3 separate regions of the Homo sapiens genome follow, and all the other regions are linked to region 1. Evidence: chromatin contacts called from ENCODE Hi-C or POLR2A ChIA-PET data. All regions are on one chromosome and are shown on one strand. Each heading gives the region's core, a stretch centred on a gene start or an enhancer-like site at or near the end of the contact. The rest is flanking DNA. Distances are from core to core; before and after follow the strand shown. Region 1 holds the start of TCL1A (TCL1 family AKT coactivator A). Region 2 holds the start of DICER1 (dicer 1, ribonuclease III). Region 3 holds the start of AK7 (adenylate kinase 7).

What was found. Hi-C counts contacts between places; a loop is a spot of excess contacts on that map. ChIA-PET counts read pairs that join two places held with the same protein, here RNA polymerase II (POLR2A). Pooled maps may share reads with other maps.
Region 2: a pooled map shows a loop between it and region 1 (2.9-fold over the local background). The contact joins the promoter of DICER1 here to the promoter of TCL1A in region 1. A Hi-C loop is called at or near these places in 7 of 37 single-sample maps with no recorded cell type and 5 of 50 pooled maps. POLR2A ChIA-PET finds 5 or more read pairs at or near these places in 1 of 52 experiments (AG04449).
Region 3: a loop to region 1 is called in a pooled map, with 3 times the contacts of the local background. The contact joins the promoter of AK7 here to the promoter of TCL1A in region 1. A Hi-C loop is called at or near these places in 3 of 37 single-sample maps with no recorded cell type and 3 of 50 pooled maps.

The regions. Positions count from the first base shown.
Region 1 is chr14:95,712,249-95,716,679 of GRCh38, reverse strand. It overlaps TCL1A (TCL1 family AKT coactivator A), which reads left to right and starts at 2,555. Exons shown (of 4, transcript NM_021966.3): 1 at 2,555-2,733; 2 at 4,284-4,431. The coding sequence starts at 2,614. LOC107984703 (a long non-coding RNA gene) reads right to left here and starts at 1,197. Exons shown (of 3, transcript NR_148060.1): 1 at 973-1,197. RefSeq lists a silencer at 2,301-2,540 and enhancers at 2,771-2,820, 3,935-4,154, 4,195-4,354, 4,395-4,431.
Region 2 is chr14:95,154,685-95,159,561 of GRCh38, reverse strand. It overlaps DICER1 (dicer 1, ribonuclease III), which reads left to right and starts at 2,033. Exons shown (of 27, transcript NM_177438.3): 1 at 2,033-2,332. DICER1-AS1 (DICER1 antisense RNA 1) reads right to left here and starts at 1,874. Exons shown (of 4, transcript NR_015415.1): 1 at 1,704-1,874; 2 at 1,328-1,369; 3 at 527-686. RefSeq lists enhancers at 1,563-1,632, 1,673-1,772 and silencers at 1,863-2,322, 2,383-2,742.
Region 3 is chr14:96,390,823-96,395,240 of GRCh38, reverse strand. It overlaps AK7 (adenylate kinase 7), which reads right to left and starts at 3,113. Exons shown (of 18, transcript NM_152327.5): 1 at 2,982-3,113. The coding sequence starts at 3,086. RefSeq lists a silencer at 3,044-3,553.

The sequences.
Region 1 (4,431 bases), core at 1,306-3,805:
TATAGCCCAACATTTACCATGCCCGTGAATCACCTGGGGGTCTTGTTCCAATACAGATTCTGACTCAGTAGTCTTGGGGGAGGCTCCAGATTCTGTCATTCTTACGAGCTCCAGGTGATGCTACTGTAGCTGGTCCAGGGACAACACTTTGAGTCAAGGTCATCCTGATGGCCTTGACTACTCCTCAACCCCTTCTTTGGAACCCAAACAAGAAGAATGGCTCCCATGAATTCCACTGGGGTCCTTGATCTACAGCCACTGTACCAAAAACTGTAGGCATTCCTGAACTAACATCATATATTTTGTCCATCTCTTTTCTTAACTATTCCCTCCTCCCACTAGGCAATGTTATAGGAGGATTGGGGCCTACTGAGTTAGAAACAAGCTTAGAGAGCAGGTATTTTGCCCCATTCATTACAAAACTATGGCACTGAGGCCAAGTTGCAAAGGATTTGTCAAGTTCACAGGTGATCGTGGTAAAGGCAAAACTAGATCTAAATCAGGACATGAACGCATCCATTAAGGATTCTGTCAAAATGATTGCTTCCTGTAGCTTTCTGTGTGAAACATCCATTTGCTTATCCTCAGGGAAATCAGACTAACAAAGACTTGGAAAGGAACATAAAATTCTAAAGCTAGGCTTATGGCCTTTATAACCCTTAGATGGGGCAGATAACATGCCACGGAGGCTCAGAGACAGCTCTGAGACTATGCAATAGCTACTGTTTCCCCTCTTGTGGAATGTTCACTTAAAAAAGCTCAAGGGCTCTATAAGTTGCCCAATGAACTCCACAGACATCCTTAATTCATTTTCATTTATTGGAACCCTCTCTCAAATAATTTTCTAAATCTCACGCAATAATGATGTATATTCTTGCTCAATATTAAGAAGCCCTCATGCAAAACTGAAGAAATAAATTGTTCTTACAAAAGAAGGAAAAAGGAATTATATTCTCAGAACATTCTGCTTACCCAGACACACAGATCTGATTCTTGCTCCATTGTTTGTGGCATTCTGGATCCTAGGGCCATTGATGAGGCTGGGTCAGTGGCCACACTGGCTCCTGGGTACCCCTTCCCTGGCCACAAAAGTCCATCCCAGCAGCACTATTTAAACTGGACTTATTTCTCACTTCACAGCTCTGGCCTGGGCTGAGACCTCCCCAACAGAGCTTATTAGCGAGCTTGTCATCTTGCTCTGTGGCTATCTAGGTCTGGAGTCAAGAGCCATTCACAGGAAAATCAGCATGAAACCTTTAAGTTTGCATATTAAATATTAACACCACTAAGGGCTACAGTGGAAAAGAGGTTTGCTGAGCTCAAGGGCCCTCACTCCACCCCCAACTTCCCTTGGCTTTTCTCTTCTATGTTGTGTTCCTGGTAAATCCCATTATGTCTCGACTACCTTAGGCCCTCTCAGCCCCTTCTTGGGAATTAGGCTCTCTGGATAGGCAAAGAGGCAGATACCCAGCTGCCAGGTGAATCAGATGTCCTCATCAGATCTCTTAATTTCCACTTTGGTGATATTTCAAAGGATCACAAATTATGTTCTTAGTGCCTGGTCAGAGAACTGGGAAAGAGCTGGAAGATGAGACACCAAACTCCATCCCATGGTGATGTTTGAACCAGGCTGGAGCTGGTTTCACATGTTTTTCATTGTGCATGACTTTCTTAATTGCCTTAGTGGGAATGCGTTACTGCAAAATAAAGTGAAATTGTTTTCCTTATTGCTTGTAATTTACAGAGGGGTGGTTTTGATCATATAAACCAGGCACTTTTCAAATCCATTGATCTTAGGGTGGAAGGAGGGATTTCTTTTTAAGTATTCATTTCGAACTATGCTTTCACTAGTAAACTCAAAGCCCAAGGGCAAAAACCCATGATTCTCCATTTTGTAATAGCTATTAGATGTCCACAGCACATCAGACCTGTGGAAAACGCATGCTTTGTGTATGGAAGAGGGAGAGGGAGCGTCAGGAGTTGTCCTTTGCCAAAAAACGTACTCTGACACTCAAAGGCACAGGCTGGTGGAGATCCAGGGAACCCGGGAAAGCCCAGGCCTAACTCAGGCCCGCGCGGGTCTCTTCTGATCCCATAAGATGAGGAGTGGGTCCTGGCTCTGGGCATCCTGGTGTCGACTGTGAGTTCCCAGCAGAGGCCCAGAGTCCCGGTCCGGCAGCCGAGGGAAGCGGGGGGGTCTTCCAGAAGAAGAAAGGGCCAAGGTCACCCCGGTGCCTCTCCAGCAGCAGCAGAGGGCGGCGGTCGGTGTCGCTGCTGGCCGGGGCCTCGAGGAAGGCGCGGGCCAGCTGGGGCCGGGTCTGCGTTCCCAGGAGCTGCCACCGTTCCAGGGAGCAAGTCAGGCCGGGACGTAGCGCCTGCGCGGGACCCTCACTTGCCACCAAGACCCCCACAAACCCCGCCCCATCCTGCCTTACGCCCCGCCCCAAGGTCGTTCTCCCGACCCGGGGTCCCGCCCCAAGGCCGTCCTCCCGCCCCGCCGCTTGGTGGCGGCCGCATGCTGCCCGGATATAAAGGGTCGGCCCCACATCCCAGGGACCAGCGAGCGGCCTTGAGAGGCTCTGGCTCTTGCTTCTTAGGCGGCCCGAGGACGCCATGGCCGAGTGCCCGACACTCGGGGAGGCAGTCACCGACCACCCGGACCGCCTGTGGGCCTGGGAGAAGTTCGTGTATTTGGACGAGAAGCAGCACGCCTGGCTGCCCTTAACCATCGAGGTACAGCCAGCTTTGGAGCGGATGGCGAGGCAGCAGGGGCAGCCCCTGGGAGCTTGGGATGCCCTAGGAAGGGCGAGGACTCAAGGAGCACTCACTATGGGGCAGGGAGGATCCCCACAGATGAAGCCACTTTGAGCCGGGCTCTGGAGGATGAATAGGAGTTCTCCAGGCAGGGAAGAAGGGTGGGAAAACCGCAAAGGAATGTCGGTCAAAGGGGTGGACCCAGTGCCTGTGGAGTGTGACTATAATGTTGACTACAGCAGGCATTTTCTGGGCTTCGGGGTCCTAATCCTTAAAAATGGGTATCTCTAAGTGACTCATCCATATGGCCGATTATCGGAATCATCTCAGGTGGGTCCCAGAAATCTGTATTTTTAAAAAGAACCCTCAACAGTTTAGGGTCAACCAGGCATAGCAAACACTGGCCTAGAGTGTGAAGTATTTTCCACTACCTCTGGGCTTTATTTAGAAAACAAATTTAACAAGTGATGTCGTAGTATAAGCGCCGGTATTGAATCAATATTGACTTTTTTAATGTGTGATGCCTTAAGATGGGTCCTTAATCCATGTTAAGTTTTTGTTAAAGAAATAGATAAGTCTTTTACAAGTATTTGGATTTACTCAATGAAAAAGAGTCAAAAAATGTTCAAACTCTCTCCAAACATACACTGAAGAAAGCATAAAAATTAAAAAATATATTAGAACACGTATGTCCAGTAGCAATCAAAAATTATTGAGTGTTGACTGTGTCTCTACAGATGGGAAACTGAGGCACAAAAATGTACATTTGTCCGAGGTAAGATTGCTAGTAGGTAATGGGGTTGGAATTCTAGGCTCTTAACCACCACAAAATCTGCATTTTTATTGGCATTTCAATTTTTTAAATATGTTTTTACTTTAAAAATCAAGTTAAATACTTACTTTTTTAAAATCAAAATTTGAAGAAATAATTTGAAGATTCAGTGGATTTCTTTTTTTAAATCTCTGAGAAATCTCTTCTTCAACGTGACACCAAAACCACGAACCAGACAGTTTTTCATAAAATCATGATACATGCTCCACAAAAAATAACCCACTAGCAAACTGTGGGACAGATTTTGCCTCACATCATTGAAAAGGCCAGTATTCTTTTTCTCTCTTTCTTTCTTTGTTGTTTTTTTTTTTTCCTGTAGATACAGGGTCTCGCTCTGTGACCCAGGCTGGTCTTAAACTCCTGGCCTCAAGCGATCCTCCTGCCTCTGCCTTCCAAAGCACTGGAATTACAAGTGTGAGCCGCTGCAACCCGCCAGAAAAAAGTGTGCCTTTCATGGCCCTGTCTGGGTGGCTAGACACGTGTGTGTGCTGGTGGTCCTGGCCCAGCCAGAGTCCCTGAGAGGAGCATGCATGGCCTAAGGAAGTGAGCTTCAGGGAACAGTGATGACCATCATTTCACACTCGGACCCCTGCCCAGATGGGTGGATGGCTGGCAGGAGGGATTCCGGTTTTCTGCGCCTGGAGAAGCCCTGGCAAGCGGAACCTGAAAGTATGCCCTGTCCTTTTCTTCTCCTCAGATAAAGGATAGGTTACAGTTACGGGTGCTCTTGCGTCGGGAAGACGTCGTCCTGGGGAGGCCTATGACCCCCACCCAGATAGGCCCAAGCCTGCTGCCTATCATGTGGCAGCTCTACCCTGATGGACGATACCGATCCTCAGACTCCA
Region 2 (4,877 bases), core at 784-3,283, 560 kb after region 1:
TGATGGAACAAGCAGCCTGGCTAGTCTTGACAGATTGCAAGAGGGCAACCAGAGGGGCTGAAGTTGTACCAGCCCACAAATTTCCACTGCCAATAGAGTCCAGTGCCTACCCCCATACTGAGATGCTGTCCTTCTCATAAAGGCTTATCAGGGAGTCCACCGAAGAGATATCTACATTTGGGGATAAGTTAAGACGATGTTCTTTAAGCCAGACACTTATTTAACGCCCACCGATATTTTAATTCCTAGCTACAAAGAAAACCTTATATGTATGACTGGGGTCTTAAAGGTATGACATGCTCACCGTGCTTGACATATAAGAAACTACTTTTTTAAATACATGGGTCTGCCAGGAGCATCCTACTTCCTAATTTTGCCCATAAATATGCTACTTTCAAGTGAAACCTTAAGCCAATTCATAGTAAATATATTATCAAAATTTTAGCACAGTAATGACTGAGCACACCAGCCTCAAAGCCAGACTACGTGGGTTCAAATCTCAGTTGTTCACTTACTGGCTACTTACTTGTTGGAAGTTATTCCATTTCTTCGTCTGTTAAAACAGGAAGCAGGCTGGGTACGGTGGCTCACGCCCGTAATCCCAGCACTTTGGGAGGCCAAGGCGGACGGATGACAAGGTCAGAAATCGAGACCATCATGGCCAACATGGTGAAACCCCGTCTCTTCTAAAAATACAAAAATTAGCTGGGTGTGGTGGCGTGCCCCTGTAATCCCAGCTACTCGGGAGGCTGAGGCAGGAGAATCACTTGAACCTGGGAGGCGGAGATTGCAGTAAGCCCAGGTCGCACCACTGCACTCCAGCCTGGAGACAGAGTGAGACTCCGTCTCAAAAGAAAAAAAAAAAAAAAACAGGAAGCAGTTTCAGCACCTACCTCACAATGTGCACACAGTTAAAGCACCTACCTCACAGGGTGCACACAGTTAAAGCACCTACCTCACAGGGTGCACCTAAGGATCACAGGCATGCAAGCCCTAGATCAGCCTGCCCAATGGCAATATAATGCAGGCCACAGGTGACATTTAAAATTCTGTAGAACCCACACTAAAAAATAAACAAATAAAACTTTTATCCCAATATATGGAAAAAGTTTATCACTTCAACATGTAACAATTTTTTGAACATTATTTGGTAAAGAATGCATATATCTCGATTCCGACTAGCCATACTTTAAGTGCTCAGGAGCCATGTGGGGCTGGTGGCCCCAAACTGAACAGCACAGCCCAGGCAGCAGGGGCGCATAGTAGGTTCTGCTCACGCCCATGGTCTGAAAGAAACACGGTTGCAGTTGCTGTGAGCACACCTCACCTGGAGCAAACCGGCCTATCAGGGGGTCCACTGAAGAGATGTCTACATTTGGGGATAAATTAAGAAGATGTTCTTTAAGCCAGCCACTTATTTAATTCCCACCGATATTTTAATTCCTAGCTTCAAGCTGTGGTGCGCGGTTCCGACCTATGCAAATGAACAGCTTACAAACAGAGGGCCACCATCTATTTCTCATTATCTGGGGATCCCGGTTGGGGTGGGGGGCGGAAGTGGGTGTTTGTTATTTCCCCAAATGCGGAGGCCCCTGCACCACTAACGCGAGGAAACGCAGGCGAGTGGGAAGGTACTTTAAAAAGGGGAGGGAGGTGCTCAGAGGGAAGCTAAGCTCTCCGGGAAACAATTACGGCCACGTTACGGTCTGTGGGTGCCAGAAGGAGCAACAATGGAGGCAGTCGAATTCCGAGAGCTCAGAGAGTCTGCCAAACTTAGCCGGCCTCGGCGCGCGGGTTCCCGGGGGCCCCAAAAACTCCGGGCAACTGCGGCCCAACGCCAAGGTCCAGTCCAGGCGCTGGGCCGCAAACGCCTCTCCGGCCTCCGCGCGCGCGCCCGCTGTCTCCCTGCTCCTGAGTGGCTGGGGGGCCGGGATTAACCTTTCACCGCCAGGCCCTGTCCAATCACAGGCTCGCTCTCATGCCGCCACGGGGCGAGCGGAGCGTGGGGGCGCGGAGGGGCGGTGCGGGAGCCAGTGGGATTCTCCAAGCGGCTGTGCGCCGTTGCCGCGGGCCGTGCGCTGGCTGCCGGCCAGCCGGGCGCTGCGCAGTCTCCGCAGGCGCCGGCGGGAGGGGTCGAGGCGGAGGCGCGGCGCAGGCTGCTGCAGGCCCAGGTGAATGGAGTAACCTGACAGCGGGGACGAGGCGACGGCGAGCGCGAGGAAATGGCGGCGGGGGCGGCGGCGCCGGGCGGCTCCGGGAGGCCTGGGCTGTGACGCGCGCGCCGGAGCGGGGTCCGATGGTTCTCGAAGGCCCGCGGCGCCCCGTGCTGCAGGTGAGGCGGGCTCCCGCGGAGCAGCTTTGTGTCCGGGGCGGGGAGCGGGTCGCCTGGCCGCGCTCCCGCCTCCGCGCGGAGGCCCGCGTGCCGGCCATGGCCCCGAGCCGCGCGTCCGGGCCTGGCGGGCGCTGACGAAGGGCGCGGCCTCGCCTGCCTCGTCGTCCCGCACAGCGCGGCCTGTGGACCCGGCGTCTGCCCGCCTCGGCTCTGCTCCTGGGCCCGGACCCCGGCGCCTCCCCGCGAGGCAGCCCTGGGAGACTTTCCGGGCCGCCGTGGCGTGGTGGGGGATGCCGGCGCCTGTCCACTCCCCGGCCTGGCGAGGCCTGGGGCTCTTGACAGGTCCCGTCACGCGCGCTAAGGTGGCGCGGGAGCAGCGGAGGTGGAGACGCGCGCCTGACCTGCCGGAGCACCCTGGGGCCCTCCTCTGATGGGGCCGCTGTGCCGCGCCCGGAGGGGACGAAGCTGGGCTCTCGGTCCCTCCCGGGAGGGTCCTGTGTGATTACTGTCAGGGGACCAGATTGGGGCCCTGGGGGGCGGGCAGGGGCCGAGGCCATTCTTTTGCCTCTCCCCTCAGATGTTTTTGTGCCAAAATGCCTAGACCCTGCGGAGGACCCTTTCTTCAGGGTTTTTGATTTTGGGGAAATCAGTGTATGTTTTAAGTTAGCACATCAGATTTCTGTAGATTGTCCAGAAAAGCTGAGTTGCCCTGATGGCTCTGCCTGGAGGTCAGAGCCAGCAAACCACTGAGTGTGTCCTTAGGAACCTGAAGATCCGCGGAAACGTGGAGATGAGTTGGAGGGTCCTATTTGTGTAGTGTTAACTCCGTGCTTTTGTGGAGAGAGTTGTGGTTAAAGGGACACGTTACTGGTCTACACGATAAGTAAGTGTTCTTAGGACTTTCAGGTTTTAAAAACATTCATCTGATGAAAGAGGATCACTTGGACGCCTATGCTTCTGTCTTCGAATATTCTGAATCTTTACAATCCTGATTGTCAGGTGTCTTCGTGGTGCTTGTTTTCAAACAGTGGAAAAGGACTCAGGTTAGGATTTAAGCAACTCGGAAAATATTGTTAAAAATGTGCTGTTAAAACAGGTTAGCTATATTGAATATGTATTGGTGTAAACGTTAAGTTTTCTAAATAAAAATATACATCCTCACCAAAAAACTCAGTTTATTAAAAGATGGGTTCGGGATAAGCCAGGTCCTAGAGAATAGTAATTTTCAATATTATTGATATCTTTGGAAATTAGGTTCTGGAATAGCCAGTTTATTTTGCAAAGTCTACTTTAAAGCTACCTGTGGCACGTGTGTATTATATGTAATATGTGCTGTGTACATGCACATACATACACAATTATTTCAAAACTTCATTTTAGGGCATATTCCATAAAACTCAATAGATAAAAAAACAAAAAACTAAAGATTGCTTTTAACATGGTCACTATAAACATTGATCATGGTAACATAGGTTTATAGATTTACTCACGGCACCAAAATGCTGTTTTAAGAAGAGAACAGTTAGTCCATTTTAATTTGGGGAGAAAAGACATTTTCCTACAATCCTTTTTAGTAAGGGCCTGCTTTACTTTTTATGCTTCCATCTCATGTTTGAAGGGTAAGCCCTGACTGCTCTGCTGTATTTTGCCCGTGGCTCAATGTGTGAGTTGGGTAGCTAGGTTGTTTTGCTATTATTGAGCTTTATTGTCTTGGTTTTAGAAGACATTGTCTTTTGATGTGGCTCATGATTCTTATTTGACAGTGATTTTGTCATATAGTGGGTTGTACAGTACTTGTAGTGCTATCTTCTAGAGAGGGTGACTTTTATGGCGTTGGGATGTTTTATTCTCTACCACTATCTGACATGTGAGGTGCTTGTTTCATTTGAGAAAGTAGATATTTCGTAGACAGTCTCTCACTTGCGACCCTACCATGTCATGGTCACGTTTCCACTTGCTCATGGCAAAGGAGATAAGGGAAACGTGTTATTGAGTGCCTCCTTGTTATGCGCCAAGATGTTTCAGGTTCTACGTACATTCTCTTCTAATCCTCACTGTGACCCTGCGATCAACTCGATATTGTCCTTGTTTTATAGGCAAGGAAACTAAGAGTCAGTGATTATTACCCCAAGTTAGGAATCTCGAAGTGGCAGAGCCGAGATCGAATTGTGGTTTGGTTTCAGAATCTTTGGAGGCATGCTTTTTGTATTGCATTACTGTTCCAAATGGATTTCAGGGCTGCATCACGTGTAGTGACTCCTCAGTTAAGACTTGTGGAATGAATGAAGCTGTGTCTAACCTTAAATGTTCAGGTGAATGAATGGTTATTTGAATATTTCAGATAGTTGTTTTTTTTTTTTTTTGGCATGGTAAAATATACATAACACAACGTTGAACCATTTTAAGTGTACAACTAGCTGGCATACAGTACATTTACATTGTTTTTAGTCATTACCAGCATCCATCTCCATACTTTTTCATCTTTCCCAACTCAAACTGTCCTCATTAACACTAACTCCTGATTCCATCCTACCTTCAATGCCAG
Region 3 (4,418 bases), core at 1,864-4,363, 680 kb before region 1:
ACAAAATATGTGTTGACTTTTTATGTTATTGGTAAGGGTTCCTGTTAACAATAGGTTATTAGTAGTTTAGTTCTGGGGAGACAAAAGTTATACACAGCCTGCAGTCCCAGCTACTCAGGACACTGAGGTGGGAAGATCACTTGAGCCCAGGAGCTCGAGTCCAGCCTGGCCGACGTTAATGAGACCCATGTCTCTAAACATACATAAATAAATAAGAGTTATGTGCAGAGTTTCGACTGTCTTCTCTATATCTGTATCTCTTTTTTTGGCAGATTTTTACTCTGTTGCCCAGGCTGGAGTGCAGTGGTGTGATCTCGGCTCACTGCAAACTCTGTCTCCCAGGTTCAAATGATTCTCCTGCCTCGGCCTCTGGAGTAGCTGGGATTACAGGCGCAAGCCACCACACCTGGCTAATTTTTGTATTTTTAGTAGAGATGGGATTTTGCTATGTTGGCCAGGCTAGTCTCGAACTCCTGACCTCAAGTGATCCGCTTGCCTTGGCCTCCCAAATTGCTGGGATTACAGGCATGAGCCACTGTGCCCAGCCTGTATCTGTATCTTTTTGAAAAACAAAACCCCTAACCCCTGCGTTGTTCAAGGCTTCCCACTGAATTTAGAGGATAAACCAAACTCCTGGCCAAGGCCATCCATGACCTGGCCCTCTGTGCTGGCCTCTGCTCCACTAATCTATGTAATAAATTTCTATGGAGCACAGACCATGAGTGCATCCCGGCTTAGGAGCTGAGTAGGGCCACATTCTGGGCTCCCTGGGCCCCTTCCTCCATTAAAAAAAAAATTTAAACATTATATTTCTCAATTGCATGCTATAAAGAAAAACACATTCATTGACTCTAAGATTTCATTTGTTTCCTTCTGATTTTAAAAGAAATTAGCACACTTTTTGTGGGCCCCTAAAAGTCTCATGGGCCCTGGGCATGGTACTTGCTGCACCTAATGAAGTGGGCCCAGGAAGCCCTGGTGCACTGCCCCCTAGCACTGTGCATACAAAAACCGCCAACCCTATTCCTACTTTGGAACCTGTGCTTTTGCTGTGCCCTCTGAGAACTATTTTCTCTGGCTTGAGCCTCATCCTGTGTATGTTAGATTAAATGTCACCATTTTTTTTTTTTTTGAGATGGAGTTTCACTCTGTTGCCCAGGCTGGAGCGAAGTGGTGCAATCTCGGCTCACTGCAACCTCCGCCCCCTGGGTTCAAGTGATTTTCCTGCCTCAGCCTCCAGAGCAGCTGAGATTATAGGCGCCTGCCACCACGCCCGGTTAATTTTTGTACTTTTAGTAGAGACAGGGTTTCACTATGTTGGCCAGGCTGGTCTCGAACTCCTGACCTCAGGTGATCCACCCACCTCGGCCTCCCAAAGTGCTAGTATTACACCACGCCCACCCTAAATCTCTGTTTTTTGATGGATGCATTTTAGATGGTACACTGGGTTAAATAGCGTCTACCCCCACCAAATTCCTGTCCTCTTAGAACCTGTGAATGTGGCCTTATTTGGAAATAGGGTCTTTGCAGATGTAATCAAGTTAAAATGAAGCCATATTGGATAGGGTGAGTCCTCATCCAACAACTGGTGTCCTTATGAGAAGAGGGAAGTTTTGACACAGAGACACAGGGGAGAGAACACCATGTGAAGAAGGTGGCAGAGATTGGAGTCTACTGCCAAGGGGTGCCAAGAATTATTGGCAACTACCAGAAGCTAGGAGAGGGGCAAGCAACAGTTCTTCCCCTGGAGCTTCCAGTAGAAACCAACCCTGCTGACACCTTGATCTTGGACTTCTGCCCTCAAGAACTGCGAGAGAATAATTTCTGTTTTATAAGGTCATCCAGTTTGTGGCAATTGGTTACCACAGCCCTAGAAAACTAATACAGATTGTACGTACTGTAGCCTCATCCTATTTTAAGCAGATTTGTCCTGTTCGAAAGTGCAGTCATTAGCCTCAGAGAAGTCTGTCCAGGGTGAGATTAGATTTCTCTGTAGCTCTAGAGGACAGAATTCAGATGGACGGGTCCTACCCACAGGGAATGATAAAATCATGGCTTTCTTTTGACAACTGATCATATTAGCATGAAGGGCCCCAGAGCCCTTTTTCTGAATATCTTCATTTTCCAGGGATAAAGACACAGAAAGGTGAGGAAACTTAATGGAACTCGGGGACCCAAACAGTGTCTGGTCCATAATAGATGCTCAAAAACCATATATTGAAGGGATGGATGAATGAAAAACGCTTCATGGGCAATATAAAAATTTGATTTACTCACGCCTGTAATCCCTTTTGGATTTACTCGGCCTGTAATTTGGGAGGCCGAGACGGGTGGGTCACGAGGTCAGGAGATCGATCGAGACCATCCTGGCTAACACAGTGAAACCCCGTCTCTGCTAAAAATACAAAAAATTAGCCGGGCGCGGTGTCGGGCGCCTGTAGTCCCAGCTACTCGGAGGCTGAGGCAGGAGAATGGCGTGAACCCGGGAGGCGGAGCTTGCAGTGAGCCGAGATCGCGCCACTGCACTCCAGCCTGGGCGACAGAGCAAGGCTCCGTCTCAAAAAAAAAAAATTGATTTATTTTCTCGTTTAGCTGCCTGCTTCAAAATCGATGGAAGGGTAGAAAGAGAACCTAGGAGGGGGCAAGAGACCTGGAGTCTCTGTCCAGGTTCTGGCCTCAACTCTCTATGTGATCTTGGGCAAGTCCCTGCCTCTTAGCCTCAGTTTCCCCTCATTAAAAGGAGGAACAGGGGATGGACCAGTGATTTCCAGACACCTGAGCTTCCATGTAGAATCTCTTGACCAGCCTGGGTGCGGACTGGGGTCCAGGGGGCATTGGTGGTGCCCAGGACGCGGGACCCTCCCTGAGGAAAGGCCCCGACAGCGCCCTGGGGCGCAGACCCTCGCTGGGTTTGCGGACCGGGGGCCGAGGGCTGGGAGCTGAGAGCTGGCGTGAGGCTCTGGGCCGCCGCCGCCGCTCACCTTCCCGATGTTTCCGCTGCTGTAGGAATCCAACAGGTTTATAAACACCCTCTGGGTCCGGATAACCTTCTCCGTGAGAGCAGCAGTTTCCTCTTCTTCAGCCATGGTGGGAGCCGCGCTGGTTGCTAAGGTGAAAGCGCCACTCGCTTGCCAAGGAGGCGGGGCCCGGGCCAGGGAGGCGGGGCAGGTTCTCTCTGGGGGCGGGGCCTTGGCTCCGGGCAGTTTGCCGGGCGGGGAGGGGCGTGTCGTGGGCGAAGCAGGGAGTGCCGGGCGGGGCGGTGCGTGTCGTGCCCGGCGCTAATCAGGGCGTGCCAGGCGGGACGGGGCAGGCTGTGCCGGTCGCTGGGCGGGGCGTGCCGGGTAGGGCGGGGCGAGTCGTGCCGGGGGGTTGGGCGGGGCATGCCGGGCAGGGCGGGGTGTGTAGTGCAGTGGGCTGGGCGGGGCGCGCCGGGCGAAGCGGGGCTCAGGGCTCGCAACTGCGCGCGCTGTCGGCTGCTGGGCGCCAGGCGGATGTCCCTGCGAGTGCTTTCCGCGGCGCCGCGCGTGCAGCCCGGGTCTCACCCTGGCTTGCTGCCCACTGGGAGCCCTTGGGCAGTGCATGGTTTCTTTCCGAAGCTCCCTGGGCGTCTGTCCCGGGGGGCCATGTGATTGCTGTGCCTTTTTAATCTCCATTGTTCGGAAAGTCTGGAAACACATCCCTGTGTCCGCTTGACCCGATGACTAAAAATAATGAGAATTCTGAAGAAGAGGGAATGGCCCACAGCCTAGGCCTCTCCCCGACACGTGGGAGTTACTCAGCACGCTCCCATGGGGTGGTCTGGCCGGGGCGACGGGACGTAAGCCTCAGCTGCGAAGAAAAGCTGTTGCCATGGAGTTTCGGGCTCCCGAACACCCGAGCGACGCTAGCGTGGTCCCGCCTTGCGGCAGGTGCGGCTTGGTCCGCCGGCTCAGCTCCCTTGGGGGTTGTTTCCAGACGCACGTTCCGGGAAGACCCCTGGTGTCGGCTGGGGGCGACCAGAGCCCGTAGGCGCCCGGGATTCGCTCACATTCACCAAGGGAAGAAATTTAGACTTGACCGTTCCACAAGAGATTATACATGCAGTTGCTGAGATAAATCCACAAATTAAAAGATAACATTCACCTCGGTGATCACTGGACCATAAAGGTTGTGGTGGACTAAGAATACGCAGTTCCCTTGGAATAGCCTGATCATATTGAACTGTTTTCATGCCTTAAGCATTAACTCCTTAAATGCAAATATTTAACACTTGCAGCAATTGTGTGTGCGTGGTTTCTTCTCGTTCTTTTTATTATTTTTAATAGAGACAGGGTCTCACTATGTTTGTTGCCCAGGCTAGTCTCTAACTCCGGAGCTCAAGAAACTCTCCTGCCTCGTCCTCCCAAAGTGCTGGTATTACAGGCATGAGCCACCACGCC